2 separate regions of the Homo sapiens genome follow, and region 1 is linked to region 2. A link is a loop called in an ENCODE intact Hi-C map of the cell type or tissue named here. Cell type or tissue: K562. All regions are shown on one strand. Each heading gives the region's core, and the rest is flanking DNA. Links, peaks and the distances in the headings are about the cores only.

Region 1 (8,374 bases), core at 86-8,085, 94 kb after region 2:
GGAGAATTTAATTGAGGGTCTTCAGGACCTCTGATCTTTCAAAATCCTCTAGTGGTGCCATTCACACAGCATTGGCCAAATTTTGGGGGTCGTGTCTGAAATGTTTGGATAACAAAAAAGTCTTTTTAGGTTAAAAATTATTTTACTTGATTTCTTTTCTTAAGTAATATTTACAGGGTACTTTATCTTTTTTACTTTATCTCTTACAGAACATTTAAACCTTATAACTTTAAGATGTAGGTATTATCCCCCAAACCCTCCCCCACAAAACACACATGATACATGAAAAAAACTGAGGCTCAGAGAGATGAAGTCACTTCCCATAATGGAAGAGGCAGGGCATGTTCTTATTACCATCTGACACCAAAACTCATCCTTTTTCCGCATGTTAGTAAATGATCAGAGGTTTGGCATCAGATAGTATATTTCCTTTAAGGCCTTCAAAATGTTAATCATTTCTCTTCTTGCACATTTTTTTTTTTAGAGACGGAATTTCGTTCTTGTTGCCCAGGCTGGAGTGCAATGGTGCGATCTCAGCTCACTGCAACCTCTGCCTCCCTGGTTCAAGTGATTCTCCTGCTTCAGCCTCCTGAGTAGCTGGGATTACAGGCACGCGCCACCACACCTGGCTAATTTTGTGTTTTTAGTAGAGATGGGGTTTTACCATGCTGTCCAGGCTAGTCTCGAACTCCTGACCTCAGGTGATCCACCCGCCTTGGCCTCCCAAAGTGCTGGGATTACAGGCATGAGCCTTCATACCCGGTCAAACATCTGTCTTTAATTTAGAAAATACGGAGTAAAGAAATCATTAACTTATAAGTATAAGCCATTTAATTTTTTAAAAAGGTCAAGTCCAGTTGATCACACCTGTAATCCCAGCACTTTGGGAGGTGGAGGCAGGTGGATCACTTGAGACCAGGAGTTCGAGAGCAGCTTGGGCAACATGGCGAAACCCTGTCTCTACAAAAAATACAAAAATTAGCCCCATGTGGTGACGCATGCCTGCAGTCCCAGCTATTCAGGAGGCTGAGGTAGGAGGACAGCTTGAGCCTGGGAGGCAGAGGTTGCAGTGAGCCATGATAGTGCCACTATGCTCCAGCCTGGGCAACAGAGCCAGACCATGCCTCCAAAAAACACAAACACATACACACACACACACACACACACACACACACACACACAACCCCACAAAAAATCCCATAAGTTCTCTCCAGTCTTACTTGTATGCTCAGCTTTCAAATGTTTATAATGTACCACTAACGTTACTAGTGCATGGCGTTCACCCTTCCTGTCAACATTTTATTATGAATATTTTAAAAGTCCAGAAAAATCAAAAGTTTTTTCTTTTCTTTGACAGAGTCTTGCTCTGTCACCCAGTCTGGAGTGCAGTGGTGAGATCCCAGCTCACTACAACCTCCACCTCCCAGGTTCATGTGATTCTCCTGCCTCAGCCTCCGGAGTAGCTGGAACTACAGGTGCACACCACCACACCCGGCTAATTTTTATATTTTTAGCAGAGATGGGGTTTTGCCAGTGTTGGCCAGGCTGGTCTTGAACTCCTGACCTCAAGTGATCTGCCCGCCTTGGCCTCTCAAAGTGCTGGCATTACAAGCATGAGCCACTGCTCCTAGTCAAAAGATTTTTAAAGCAAACACCCATACACTTAGGCCTAGATCTACAATTGACATCTTACACTACTTGCTCTAGCATAGCATCAAATCATCTAGCCATCCCTATCCATCCACCAACCTATCTGTATTCACCTTTAATTGGATAGGTAGGTAGCCCAGGACAAAAGACTGTTAAGAATATTGCTTTGTGAGCAAAGGTTTTTCACTTCACCTTGGCACCAGGTTCTGCAGACAAAACCACCAATGATCTGTAAGTCAACTTCAAAGGAAGGACACCAATAAAAGCGCCAACTGCAATCAGTTTCAAAATGACTTACATAGTCTGAATGGTGGCATTGCCTGCCTGCTCATAGGAAGGGTTGGCAAGAATGCAACTCCTGCCTGGTGGCCCAGAGAGTGTTCCTTCATTGAAGCTCTAATTCTGAGTCATATTTTGGGTCTGTCTTTATTTTCTTTCTTTCTTTTTTTTTTTTTTAAACTCCTGGGACTTCCTTCTCTATAGTGATACAAACAAAGATAAAAGATAAGGAAAGAAAATCATGGACTAGGGGTCTGTAGAAGGGTAGAAGATTATCTCACGGCTCTGCCAAAGGGGTTAGATATCTGGGACAGAGGGTGAAATCCACTGAGTAGAGAAAACTAAAAAACACATATAGTGGTGGAGAGAAGAGGCAAGGCAACTCCAGAAGAATGATTCAGCTATTATAGAAGTTAGGAGGAAGAGCAGTCAGCATGTGCTACAGAGCTGGGGTTCTGGCAGAGTTCTGGAAGTGGGGCCCTGGAAATACTCCACAACTGTTTTCAACTAGAATAAGGCCCACATAGCCCTATAATTGATTTTATGTCCCAAGCACATGCTACTTCATGTCCCAGACTACTCTCTTAAATAATAATTGAACCAAAGGGACCCCATAATCAGTATTATAAATAGATTTGAGACTTGTGACTTAGGGAGCTCCACAAATTTCAATATATACTGGTTGTTTTTGTAGATGGGGTGGGGTGAGCTCTCTGGCTGCCTGATTATGGTTGCTGGGAGCTTCTCCAGTGAGCGTAGTCCTGCAACTCCTCCTCTCCCTGCTAAAACCACCACCATCCTGCTTGGAGATAAGAAGACGTTTAAAAAATGTTAATACCTATTAAGAGAGCACTCAGAGGAAAACAACTAGAGGAATGGGAAGAGGATGGAAGGAGGGAATTGTGGAGAAACTTACTAATTGTCTTGCAGTAGTCAGTCAGGAAAAATTCTACTCCACCAAAATCTATTATTGGTGTAGTACTTTATTCATGGATTTCCCTGTGGACAAGATTACTGGGACTTTAGCTTAAAAAAAAAACATGAGGGCCTCTGATACTAGTTTGTAAAAGAAAGAAAAAAGAAAAAAAAATCGGCTGGGCTTGGTGGCTCATGCCTGTAATCCCAGCACTTTGGGAGGGCGAGGTGGGCAGATCGCCTGAGGCCAGGAGTTCAAGACCAGCCTGGCCAGCATGGTGAAACCCCGTCTCTACTAAAAATCAAAAATTAGCCAGGTGTGGTGGCACATGCCTGTAATCCCAGCTACTCAGGAGGCTGAGGCAGGAGAATCGCTTGAACCTGAGAGGCAGAGCTTGCAGTGAGCTGAGATTGCACCACTGCATTCCAGCCTGGGTGACAGAGTGAGACTCTGTCTCAAGAAAAAAAAAAAAAATTCAAAAATTAAGCCCAGATCAAAAACAATCCTGTCATCCTATTGGTTATGAAGATAATATGAGGCTGTAACCATTTTGAGAGACAGGGGGTGCTCTTAGTGGGCCTGTAGACCTGCGTGGGCAGAGGGAACAGCAACTGAGCCATGGAAATGAAGATTAAAGGGGAAATTGTGCCATCAGAATCACCGCAGTATCCCAGCTAACCAACCTACCAGCTCAAGGCCTGAATATTGTTGCTGCTGAAACCCTTTTTGTTTCTCCCACACTTCTCTTTGTGTCCTTACAGAAAGGCCCCATTAGCTGAGACCACCTGAGTCTGAATGTGTCTTGGGTCTTTGCAATCTTAAGTAGCTCAAATAACTGGAAGTGGAGACCTCTAATTCTAAGATGGGCTAGCACTCTGGACACTGTATGTATGTGAGGGGGGCAGAGGAAAGAGCTATATAATCTTCACTCACACCTCCATAGCCTTCCTCTTGGGAATTATGAGGACTATAGATATATTAGAGGCAATCTAATTTCATAATTGATTAAATAGGCCTATGTTTATAGCCAGTGGCAATAAGAACAAAGTAGGAACCTAAATCTGACTCCTGGTGAGGCTCACTTTTTACTCTTCTTTTTATTTATCAAGCAGTGCACGTGCTTTCTCTCTCTCTCTCTCTGTCTTCCTGCCCCCACACAACTCAACAATCTTTCCAAGTGAGCATTCTCTCCCTGTTTTCCAGTTGACCTAGTGATGATAGACCTTGGCAAAATGCTATTTAAAAGAGGGATTTTCAGAAGGCTAGGAAGCCCTGGGCTCAGTGATTTCTATGGGCCACTACAGTATTCCATGCTTCCCTTTTGCAGCATTCATACCCACTCTTGAGGTCATGTATTTCTCTCTAGAGTGTATGTTCCATGAGGACAGATACTGTTTGTCTTGTTCACTGCTATATCCTAGCATCTAACACAGACGAATTGCCAGCATAGACTCCGCCAGAATTCCATTATCTGTTCAGCAAACACATACAAAGGACTTACTATGAGCTAGGCACTGGGCCCACGGAAGATGGTAATGGTACAGTGGTTTTCAAAGTGTGGGTCCTGGACCAATGGTATCAACGTCACCCGGGAATTTGTTAGAATTACAAAGGCTCGGGCCTCAACCCAGACCTACAGAATCAGAAACTGAGGGGTTGGCACCAAAAATCTGTGTTTTCACAAGCCCACCAGGTGATTGGTTGCATGCTAATGTTTGAGAACCACTATGCCGGCTTGCCCCAATTATTTATTACAATTGTCCACATTCTTTTCTCCAATTGGAAGGAGTCTATAGCACCTAGCACATGCGTATTGCCAAAAGCTCTTGGTAGTTCCATAGTTCTCAAGCCTTACTGCACTTCAGAATCACCTGGGGTGCTTTCCAAAATTACCAAGGGCTTGGTTTCTCCCCCTTGAGATTCGGCTTCACTTGGTCCTGGGTGTGACCTGGGCATTGATTTTTTTTTTTTTAAGTTCTTCAGATGATTCTAATACACAGCTAAGATTAAGAATCACTGAGGTAGCTGGAAGACTACAAAGGGAGCGGGGAATTGAAACTGAACACACTGAAGGAAGCCAAAGTATTAGGTTGAGTCACATGAAGTTGACCACATATTGTAGGTCAAATCAGTCAAATATTGCCAATTTAACCTACCAGATGTTCTCAACTCCCAAACAGAAGCAGTCATGGTGTGTAGCCAACAAAAGGACCTAGGTAATAGAAAAATCACGGCTGGGTGCGGTGGCTCACGCCTGTAATACCAGCACTTTGGGAGGCCGAGGCAGGTGGATTACCTGAGATCAGGAGTTCAAGACCAGCCTGACCAACATGGAGAAACCCCATCTCTACAAACATCCAAAATTAGCTGGGCATGGTGGAGCATGCCTGTAATCCCAGCTACTCAGGGGGCTGAGGCAGGAATCGCTTGAACCCAGGAGGTGGAGGTTGCGGTAAGCCAAGATCGCGCCATTGCACTCCAGCCTGGGCAACAAGAGCAAAACTCCATCTCAAAAAAAAAAAAAAAAAAGAAGGAAAAGAAAAATCATAAGCTCAGTTACACTGTTTAACTGAAGCAGAATCCATTATCTTCACCACTAATACTGCCATTGTGATTTTTGATTACTTTTCTTCTAGGGCTGGGGTCACAAACTTTTTTTCTGTAAAGGGCCAGATAGTAAATATTTCAGGTTTTGGAGGTCACATGGTCTCTGTTGCAACTATTTCACTCCACCATTGCAGCAGAAAACTAACCATAGATAATATGGGAAATAAAAGGGTGTGGCTGTGTTCCAATAAAACTGCATTTATTAAAACAGGAAGTGGGCCAGATTTGGCCAGGAGCTATAATTTGTCCACCTCTGTTCAACAGTATTGGTTTTTCCGTAAGAATGTTAGAAAGTAGGTGTAAGTTGTTTTAGACTTTTGCATGATGAAACGGCTGGCTTGTGATATGAACTAGCTGTAAGACATACAGAAAGCTTCCCGATGTTGCACAGCCTTTAAGTGACACAACTGAGTATTGTTGGGTTCCTTCGACTCCCATTTAAGCAGAAATTTTAAGGCTTGGGGATAGAGATGGGAGGAGACCCAAAGTGTGGAAATGCCTCCCTTCCTTTACGTGGTGTTTAGCAAATGTTATCATCAAAGGCATTACCTTCATGAGCAATACACACTTCAAACAAACCCTCTAAAATCACTGTAGTTTTGTTACCGGTAGAGGGTGTCCAGGTTCTTGGTGTCTTGGACAAAGAATTGGACAAAATGTGCAAATAAAGCAAGGAAAGAATGAAGCAACACAGGCAGAGATTTATTGAAAATGAAAGCATACTCCACAGGGTGGGAGCAGACCTGAGCAAGTGGCTCAGGAGCCCAGTTACACAATTTTCTGGGACTTAAATACCCTCTAGAGGTTTCCCATTGCTTACTTGGTGTACACCCTATGTAAATGAAGTGGTGGCCCATGATCAGTCTGATTGCTTGTGGGAGGGGATAAAATAGAGTATATACAAAGTTATACTCCTATGCAAATGAAGACTTGACCCATGACCAACCTGATTGGTTGCAGAAGGGGACCAATCAGAGGTACTTTCAATATTTCATCTGCCATGCGGAAAAAGTTGGGGGGTTGTAAAGGGAGTAGCCTCTGGTCCTTTTGATAGTTGGGCATGGCAAGTTGGGGGTTTTCCTTTTGATTTAGTTCTAGGAATTAATTGTGAATCAGCCCTAGGTTCCCTGCCTCTAGACCCTATTCTCCTGCCTCAGTTTCCCATATTTTCATGACTTCATTTACTCAGAGATAATTAGAGTTGGAGGGAATCTATGGCTGAGCTGATCCCAAATAATTTATAGCTGAGCAAGCAGAGACCCACAGAGATGAAGTGGTTGACCATAGTAACACATGTAGGGTGGAGGTGAGACCACTCACAGATGCTCAACCACATTCATACGTGGATTGTCTGAATATTTACTGAGCACTTATGTCATGTTGGGCATTGGGTTAGACACTAAAGAAAAAAGGGAGTTTCCACCCTGAAAAAGTTCAGACATGCATTAACCCATGAGCCACAGTTAAGCATGTGGCTCTGAGTGTCTGGAGACAGTGGACAAAGTTTTTGGGGAGCAGAACACCTGCTGGTTTCATTACTGATGAAAGTTAGCTGAGATCTCACCACTGCACACTCCAGCCTGGGTGACAGAGTGAGACTTTGTCTCAGAAGAAAAAAAAAAAAAAAAAGAAACCTAAGGGGTCCTTTCTGAAATTTCTGCTGGTTAATTTCCAAGCTTTTCCTTTATTTTATGGTATCATCAATTATAAGACTCTATGGGTTTAATAAGTTTACAACAAAAGAAAAATCAGACCATGTTAAAGACACAATCTGATGTCAGAAATGGTAAAAGATGAAAAAGAATATGTTAAAGAAATATGGTTATTAAAAAAGCAAATTTGAAACAAGCCTGTTTCTTAATACATCTGTGACTATCCAAGAAAATATTACTCTGCCAGTAACTTTATATATGTTATATATTGTTTATATGTAAACATATATGCTGTATATGTAATACATATTTAATTGTTTTGAATTCTGTGTTGCTTGCAGAGGAGGTGCTCAGTAAATATTTGTTGAATAAATAAATGAGTTACAGGCTCTTGACAAATAATCTCTTACCTGTTGTTCTCTTTAACTTGTATATTTATGCCCCTTATTTGCTGACTCATTGTCATTTAGTGAAATTTCATGATGGAGTGGCATTCATTCGTATTTTCAATCACCGTATTTAACCAGAATACGTGCTCCTAATGTCTTTCATTTCGGAATATTTGAAATGGGGAAGGAAATAAATTTGGGATGTTCAAAGTAAGGCCAAACTGGCGAGTACCCTAACCAATCACCACTTTCCAGAAGGCTTCAGGTCATACACTGAACACTGCGCGCCTTGACTCGGAAACTGGGCAAGGAAGGGAAGGGAGTTGTCTGTCCATTGTTAGCTATTTAGGACCATTAAAGAATAGGTGGATGGATTTGTATTCTTTAGAAAAGTGACCGAATGGAAACAAATCCTGACTCTGCCTAACATCTGCCCCCAAACACAGGCGAAGGGTGATTTGTTAACTTATAAGTTCATTTCAGAGGATGTTTTCTAGCAGGAAAACCTCACAATTATATCCTTGGTACTCCAATGTCTCTGGCCTACTAAAGCTTTCTTTCAATTTTGTCTTTGATCTGAGGTTCTCCCTGGGCTTTGTAACTATATACAGGATTAAATACTTACCCCATTTAAATAGAAATCCCAAAGCACAGAGGAGTAAAGTGATTTGAAACAAGGGTTTTTGGCATGTTGATTAGAGACTGGTTTAGAACCAAGGATTTCTGAATGAAAATGTGTGTGTGTGTGTGTGTGTGTGTGTGTGTGTGTGTGTTTGGTCTTGTTTTGTTTATGCGCTTAACTTCGTGAGATATAAATTCCCTTATGACAGATCATATGCAATTGAACCATATTTCTAAAGAGGTTTAGATATATACAAAAT
Region 2 (8,374 bases), core at 184-8,183:
CTCCCTGGGGCATGACTCTCCTGGAACCTCCATTTGTTCAGCTATTTGGAAGCTCTGCTAACCCAGTCCTCTTAGGTTTTTGTGGAAGCTCCGCGACATCAGCATTCCTTCCTCCAGGGTAGAGGGGGGAAGGACCCTCTGATTGCTCATAAGACCTACAGTCAGAAAGGTAGGGGGTGGTGATTAGAGCCCTACCTTGGGGCAGGTAAAAGGAGAGCAGAAGGAGATCAGAGACATTCTGTTTTCTGAGGCCTGCCCCTAAGGCCTAACATACCCACCATTAAACCAAAAAACTGTAACAAGGGATATGGGAGTTATGAACCAGGACCTGCAAACAGAAACATAATACATATTATAACACCACACTGTGAAATACAATAAAATGAGGTCTGCGTGTACTTGAATGTCAACAATGGTATTACGATGACATGCTCCAATTTCTTTGCTTTAGAGAACGTAGCCTCACCAGTCATCACCCTCCCAAGGATGCTGGTTGTAGAGTTTTATGACAAAGACATTTCTACATCCGGAGATGACAGCTTAATAGTGTGGAAAACGGTTCTGTAAGTTGCTGAGGACCTGAAATGGATACAAGTGAGGCATTACACATTTGTAGTTTTAGGCTGGGGTGGTAGTAAGTGGTTCATCTGACACCATCAGGTTTAAAAGTGTACTAGCCTGCTAGGGCTGCCCTAACAAAATACCACAGACTGGGTGGTTTTGCAGAAATTTATTTTCTCAGTGTGTTATGTATATGTATGTCGACTGCTACTCATCCATTTTAAAAAGTATGAAATAATGTATTTTGCAGCAACCTGTATGGGAATGGGACCATTATCCTAAGTGAAGTAACTCACGAACAAAAAACCAAATACTACGTGTTCTCACTTAAAAGTAGGAGCTAAGCTACACAAAGGCATACAGAGAGGTATAATGGACATTGGAGAGTCAGAAGAGTGGAAGGAGGGTGGGAGAGGGATGAAGAATGAAAAATTACCTGTCGGGGGCCAGGTGCAGTGGTTCACGTCTGTAATCCCAGCACTTTGGGAGGCCAAGGCAGGCGGATCACCTGAGGTCAGGAGTTTGAGACAGCCTGGCCAACGTGGTGAAACCCCATCTCTACCTCAAATACAAAAATTGGCTGAGCATGGTGGCGGGTGCCTGTAATCCCAGCTACTCAGGAGGCCAAGGCAGGAGAATAGCTTGAACCCGGGAGGCAGAGGTTGCAGTGAGCCGAGATGGCGCCACTGCACTCCAGCCTGGGCAAGAGAGCAAGACTCTGTCTCAAAAAAAAAAAAATTACCTGTGGGGTACAGTGTATACTATTTACATGACAGGTACACTGAAAGCCCAGACTTCACCACTGTACAATTCATCCATGTAACCAGAAACCACTTGTACCCCTAAAGCTATTGAAATAATTTTTTTAAAAAAGAAGAAGAAGAAGAAATTTATTTTCTCACAATTCTGGAGGCTAGAAGACCAAGATCAAGGTGCTAGCACAGTCGGTTTCTCCTACTGCCTCTCCTGCTGGCTTGCAGATGGCCACTTTCTCACTGTATCTTCCTCTTATAAAAATGCCAGTCCTGTTAATCCAGGCCCCACCCCTATGATTTCATTTAACATGAATTACCTCCGTAAAGGCCATGTCTTCAAATACATTCACATTGGGAGCTAGGACTTCAACCTATGAATTTTGAGTGACACAATTCAGTCCATAACAGTCACAGAATGCAGAACATGTTTACAGATACTAGTGGGCCATGCAAAATTGATGTGTGTATTTGGTTCTGTAAGAGAATAATCAGTAGGTACTGTAATAGAAAAGGTGTAATGTGGGCTCTCATAGGCTTTTTGGACCCCTGTGCCTCTGAAGGGATTCTTTTATCAAGACACCCCTGTGTGTAAAATTCAGGAAAATTTTTCAGACTTCACTTGATAAGCTTCAGACTTTCCGAGGTTCACACAGTGACACAGCCTGATGTAGGATTTCGTAAGTGATTCTGTTGCCTAAGCTGAATCCTTCCCAGCAGCCACCTAGGGCTCCAGACAAATAAGCATACATTAATCTCATCTTTGCATGAGACTCATTAAAGTTGTGTTTTGTACCACACCCAGGATAAGGAACAACAGGAACAAACCATCACAGAGTTTCCTGGAACTAGGGGAAGAGAAAGAAAGAAGGGAAGGAAGGAAAGAGATTGAGACTGGGTTTAAGTCTTGATTCTATCACTTACTAGTTTACTTGACTTTAGAGAAGTTCCTAAATTTCTCTGGACATCAAATACCTCTTTTGTAAAATGGAAATAAAGATACATGGCCTGACCAAGTTGTCATAAGGATTAAGCAGAATAACACCTAAACAGCTAGCATGGTATCGAGAACATGGTGAGCACTCAGCACATTTTAATTAGCTTTCCTCTCCTATGATAGTACCAGGTAAGAGACTGAAAGAGAAATTTGGAGAACAAAGAGAAAAGTTAAAGTTCCGCTTGTATGTAAGTGACTTAACATCAGTATACTAAAATTATAACTTGTGGCCGGACGCAGTGGCTCACGCCTGTAATCCCAGCACTTTGGGAGGCCAAGGCGAGCAGATCACCTGAGGTCAGGAGTTCGAAACCAACCTGACCAACATGGAGAAACCCCGTCTCTACTAAAAATACAAAAATTAGCCAGGCGCGGTGGTGGGCGCCTGTAATCCCAACTACTCAGGAGGCTGAGGCAGGAGAATCGCTTGAACCCGGGTGGCGGAGGTTGCAGTGAGTGTAGATCACACCAGTGCACTCCAGCCTGGGCGACAGAGCCAGACTCCATCTCAAAAAAAAAAAAAAAAATTGTAATTTGTAAACCTTAAATAACACCCTGCATCGCATGTTGTAAATTAGATACTATGCTAAGCTGTACAATAGGCATTGCATTTGAGCCAGTTGAATTAAATTATCATTACTGCCCTTATATGGTGACAGCAGTTAAGTCCAAACTCATTCGTTAGAATTGCCTGATGTGTTAATAAATATTGTTAAATGGATTAAAAGGTATCAGAAACAGTTATGTGAACTGTAATGGAATCCTCTGGTTAAAACCTTTCTGTGCCTTTCCATTGGCCATATTATTGAGTCTGAACTTTATCAACATGCATGATCTGAGCCCTGCTTACTCCATGAGCCTCAGCTTCTCCTAACCTTCTATCTCAGCTCTCACGTCTAATGCCGGGTTCCCACCACATGGGACTCTTAGGTTTCTCTTCCCTGGACTCTCACGTGCTGTGCACACTGAGACATGCTATAAATATATATATATATATATATATGTATATATAACTATATATGTAATTTTCCATTACATATGTAGTTGTATAACCTATACATTTTCAGATACTGTTTAAGTAGAGGGGAAAACAGCATAAATGTATTATTTAGTATAGATGTTATTATGTCCTACTTTATACAGTGTATCAGATCTAAATCTAAAATGAATTGAGGTCTTCCTGCCTTTAACTACTATAAGGGATTTTTTTCTTCTTCTTTTTTTTTAGAGACAAGGTCTTCCTGCGTCACCCAGGCTGAAGTGTAGTAGTGCAGTCATAGCTCACTGCAGCCTCCAAACCCTGGGGCTCAAGTGATCCTCCCACCTCAGCCTCCTGAGTGCTAGGACTGCAGGCACACACTACCACAGCCAACTAATTTTTTTTGTTGTTTTTTTATATAGAGATGGAGGTCTGGCTTTGTTGCTCAGGTTGATCTCTAACTCTTGGCTTCAAGCAGTCCTCCTGCCTCGGCCTCCCAAAGTGCTGAGACTACAGGCATGAGCCACCATGCCCAGCCAAGGATTTTTAAATGCCTGTGCAGCCACTGCCATATCATTTTGACTTGGGTTTTCAAAAGAAAAGGAAGTCAAATATAATGATTATTGTAACACAAAGAAGAGGATTCTCATGAAAAGGCTTTTCCTCTTAAATTCGTATCAAGTAAAAATAACTTATATGGATACTTTTTAAAGATAGAAGGCTTAAGTTGTTGATATAAAACATCAAAAAATATGTATGTGTGTAGAGAAATTTATCTCAAAAAAAGACATTAACAGTAAACCAAGCAATACAATCAGATTGTTCCATTGAGTTTTTCCTTTTTGTAAAACTGTAGACCTTCTGAAGAATTTTTTTTCAGATGCATCTGCTTAGCACAGAGAATGAGACATAAAGGTAGTATAAAACAATTCTAAAAAAGTAAATGGTGTGTGAGCTTTTTTTTATTTGCTTCACAAGTAATTTACTTTAAAAAATTAACATCTGCTATTTTGAAGCTAATCTTAGTGTATTGAATGCTCGTAACCATTTCTCAATCCCACAGTCTTTTATCTTGCTTCTCCTGCTGTGTTCCCACCACCCCTCATCCCATTAGCAAACCTTGAGACAGCCTCACACTTACCAAAGTACTGCTTTGGTTTCAGCTGCTCTTCTGCAAGAGGAAGTGAATGTTGGGGGTTTTCTCTGTGGTACAGTTGTGATAAAGCTGTGGTGGTCTTATCTCTCTCTTAGGTAGTGGCTCTTTATGACTACACAGCGAATCGATCAGATGAACTAACCATCCATCGCGGAGACATTATCCGAGTGTTTTTCAAAGATAATGAAGACTGGTGGTATGGCAGCATAGGAAAGGGACAGGAAGGTTATTTTCCAGCTAATCATGTGGCTAGTGAAAGTAAGTTTTATGCTCCCTTCCTGGTTTACTAGTATGGTATAACTGATAGTCCAAGATTTTATCATTTTCTAGTCTTTAATTTACTGTCTTTGTAACCTTTGCATATGTTTACCAATGGGTATTGTTTTTCATTCTCATGATGTAAAAAAATAAAAAGAGGAGGCACTAGTACATTAGAAGCTGCTCCATTCTGAGATTGGAATGTTTGTTTCATGGACTTCTTATCCTCGGGGACCCTGCCCCTCTAGCTACCAGCTTTCTTATTCAACTCATTTGACCCTGCCACCTGCCTCATGCACAGTTCTGTCAGTTCTTCTCTAGCCACAGTGCCTCCTCAGCTGACTGGCATCTTAAGAGCTTCTAGTTCCCCAACTGCATTCTTTTACTTTGTATACCTCAGTCCTATCTGGTTACCTGTGAAAACAAAACTACAATAAGTTGTTTCATTCTCAAGTAAATTTAGCCCTCATTTATGGGGGAAAAAATGAGCCAGAGCTGAAAATATGTAAGCACAAAGTTGATAAATGACAATTATTTAAAAGTTATGTGCACGTGTTGACAAAGCCTAGAACTTACCATGTGATGTGACAAGACTGTATGAACCTTTCTTGTATTTTAATTTCTACTTCGTGTTTTAATAATGGTTTTTGTTCATTAAATAATAGCTTAAAATGAAAAAAAAAAGAGCTAGGGAAGAAAATCTAAATATGAGTTTCTGAAAGCTGTAGATTCACCACTAGGCCTTGAGAGGTGAAAACAGAACGAACGCAGAGAGCCTGAAAACAAAAATAATAATAACTTAAAACTGTCATTAAAGGGGAGAAGTACAGTAGTGCTTCTTGAGAAGAATGCATTCTATCCACAATTAACTTGATAGCATGCTAGGAAAAGCACAACACTCAGGGGTCAGGAAAACTGACTTCTAACCTCAGCTCAACATCTTACACTCATACGCCCCAGTTACCTTCTGTAAAATGAAGGAATTAAATGATATTATCTGTAAGCTTTTCTTCTGTAAGCACAAAAATTCTGGTTCTGATTCAAAATGTAGTATAGGCGGGCCAGGCACTGTGGCTCACGCCTGTAATCCCAGCACTTTGGGAGGCCGAGGCAGGCAGATCACTTTAGGTCAGGAGTTCGAGACCAGCCTGGCCAACATGGCAAAACCTTGTCTCTACTAACAATACAAAAAATGAGCCAGGCGTGGTGGTGGGCACCTATAATCCCAGCTACTTGGGAGGCTGAGGCGGGAGAATCGCGTGAACCCGGGAGGCAGAGGTTGCAGTGAGCCAAGATCGTGCCACTGCACTCCAGCCCAGCAACAGAGCAAAACTCTGTCTCAAAAAAAAGAAAAAAAAGTTGTAGTATAGGCAGCCTTGAAATTGAGAACAATCTGTGTTTTGAATATTTAAGTCTTTTGTTTCTGCAAAGAAATAATTATTATAAATAATAATTGGTTTTCAGGCTAGTCCATGAAACTGTTTAACCCAAAACTACGACTAAACAAAAATATTATTGATTCTAACCTAAGTTTTCAATTTTGACAGCCAAAGAGATGAAGGAATGGAAGAATTTCCTTCGTGATTACCGGATGCTGGGCTAAGCCTAGATAAAATTATCTGTCTTTGGCACCTTCCCACGACCTTGTCTTCAGCCAGGTCCTTCCCATTGCTCCCCTCCCCAGTCTCTCAAGTGCCCTAAGTCCCATTGCAGCTCCCTTCTTCAGTTTATCTGCCACAGTCAGCAGACTCCTCCCCTAAAAAGTTCTATGTGTCTCAAAAATTGTACCACTTCTCACTCTCATAAAATTCTTAATGTCTTCTGTGTAGCTGTTTTAGTTACCTTCTTGTAAGTAGTGAATGACATATAACTTTTTTTTTCTTTCTTTCTTTTTTTTCTGAGACGGGGCCTCACTTTGTCACCCAGGCTAGAGTGCAGTGATGCAGTCACGGCTCACTAAAGCCTTGACCTCCCGGGCTCAAGCAGTCCTCCCATCTCAGCCTCCTGAGTAGCTGGAACTACAGGGGCATGCTACCATGCCCAGCTGATTTTGACACATAACTCTTAAACTCTGTTAGAGGTATATTTTTGTGTTTAGAAGAGGTTGTGTAATGGAAAAAACATAGGCCGTATGAAAGGAAGAAATTTTAGGGCAAGTTAATTCCCATGTAGGTATAAGACAGCATATAAGTTCCATAAGCTCAGCACTTCTAACTTCCAGATCATCTAAAATAGCCAAGTTCCTTCTTCTCATTGTTGGGTCTCCCACAGGGTCAACAGCTGAGGTTAAACAGGAGTAGCTTCTGTTTAAATCAAGCTTTTTAAATCAAGAGCTGCTGGCACAATGGTAGTCACTCTGGAGTATGCCTCATTTTAACGAAATATTACAATCCATTACTCTTTTCATGTACAAATGGAAATATTTTTTAAATTTTCTCCCTTGTGTATCTCTAGGCAGGGTGGGATTAAGTGCTTTAATTTGAGAATGTAGTTTACAAAAATAACCTCTTAGGCTTGCAGATCTTGAGAGGATATAGATATTTGAGCTACAGTGAATTAAAAAGCTAATGAGGCCAGATGCAGCAGCTCATACCTGTAATCCCAACACTTCAGGAGGCTGAAGAGGGAGGATCACTTGACGCCAAGAGTTTGAGACCAGCCTGGGCAATATAACAAGACTCCATCTCCACAAAAGATAAATTTTTTTTAAAAGCTAATAAAATTTGTTCTTCTTCCATGATGATCAAAGCCAGACCTCTGAAGCATATTGCAGTGATGAGTTGATGGCTACGTACAGAAATAAATTCTTTGTCTCAATGATGACCATCTTTCAACTGCCATAATTCCTTATTGTATCCCAGAATAATTTATGTTTTCTTTTGGCATCAGTCACTGCTTTAAAAAGCCTTGTATAGACCAGAACAAACAAAAAAAAAAAACTTAGAAAAATCTGCGACTGTAATGATTGAACTCTCACACTTCATTAGGGGTTATTTCCCTTTCCCTTTTATCCTTTTTTTACCTGAATTTAACAAAAAACTCAATTGCCCAGTTTTAACATTAGAGAAAAAAATGACTGTCAGTAGCATATTCTAGTCTAAAAATAGTAGGAAGAATTGTCCTTGATCTTTATCTGAAGCCAACTATGCAAAGTGAATTATCTAAGGGAGTATAAGAGCAGAATCTAAGGAAGTATACAAGCAGATACTCTAAGAGAGCCTGTCCTCTAAGAGAACAACACAATAAAAGAAGTTCGTACTCCCACTGTTACAAGGAACTTACTCTCTTTGTATCTTAAGGCACTGTAAAGAACAACATGATCAGCTTCCCCCATCACATCTAACACCCTCAAAATATGAGATAAACCCAATAATAAAATCACTCCACATACAAAGACAATTAGTATATCTCATAATCTTAGTTGTACAATTTTGATCAAGTATATCTCAGCAATTTCTTTCAGTTCAGAGATGTTCTTAACCAAAATATATTTTTGTTTTAACCCTTTAAAATTTGCACATAGCTCTTTAGATTCAATACCCTATGTAGATTCAATAGATTATATAGAATATTGGATTGTAAGAATCTTAAATTCAACACTGTATATAGATTCAATATCATATATAGTCCTAACTCCATGCTTATTGATTTCATATCGTCTTCCCAAATTA

What was found. A loop is a pair of places that touch in the nucleus more often than their neighbours do. Peaks named below come from ENCODE experiments on the same cell type or tissue, not always from the same donor. Only the 100,000 strongest peaks of a DNase experiment are listed, where the experiment ranks them.
Region 1: it touches region 2 in a loop (2.6-fold over the local background); 2 of 110 quality-filtered maps call a loop at or near these places.

The regions. Positions count from the first base shown.
Region 1 is chr6:135,225,267-135,233,640 of GRCh38, reverse strand. The region is part of intron 1 of LOC105378011 (a long non-coding RNA gene); the gene reads left to right. Among named protein-coding and RNA genes, the nearest start is that of MIR548A2, 9.7 kb to the left of the region's middle. In K562, for the core only: a CTCF peak has its summit at 3,401; DNase peaks (open chromatin) are centred at 2,330 and 2,680.
Region 2 is chr6:135,319,491-135,327,864 of GRCh38, reverse strand. AHI1 (Abelson helper integration site 1) reads left to right here. Exons shown (of 29, transcript NM_001134831.2): 25 at 4,541-4,703. LOC124901407 (a long non-coding RNA gene) reads right to left here and starts at 4,481. Exons shown (of 2, transcript XR_007059783.1): 1 at 4,431-4,481; 2 at 1-579. RefSeq lists a silencer at 2,940-3,234, a cis regulatory region at 4,391-4,538 and an enhancer at 4,880-5,019. In K562, for the core only: no CTCF peak of the experiment used is centred there; DNase peaks (open chromatin) are centred at 2,054, 4,484 and 6,384.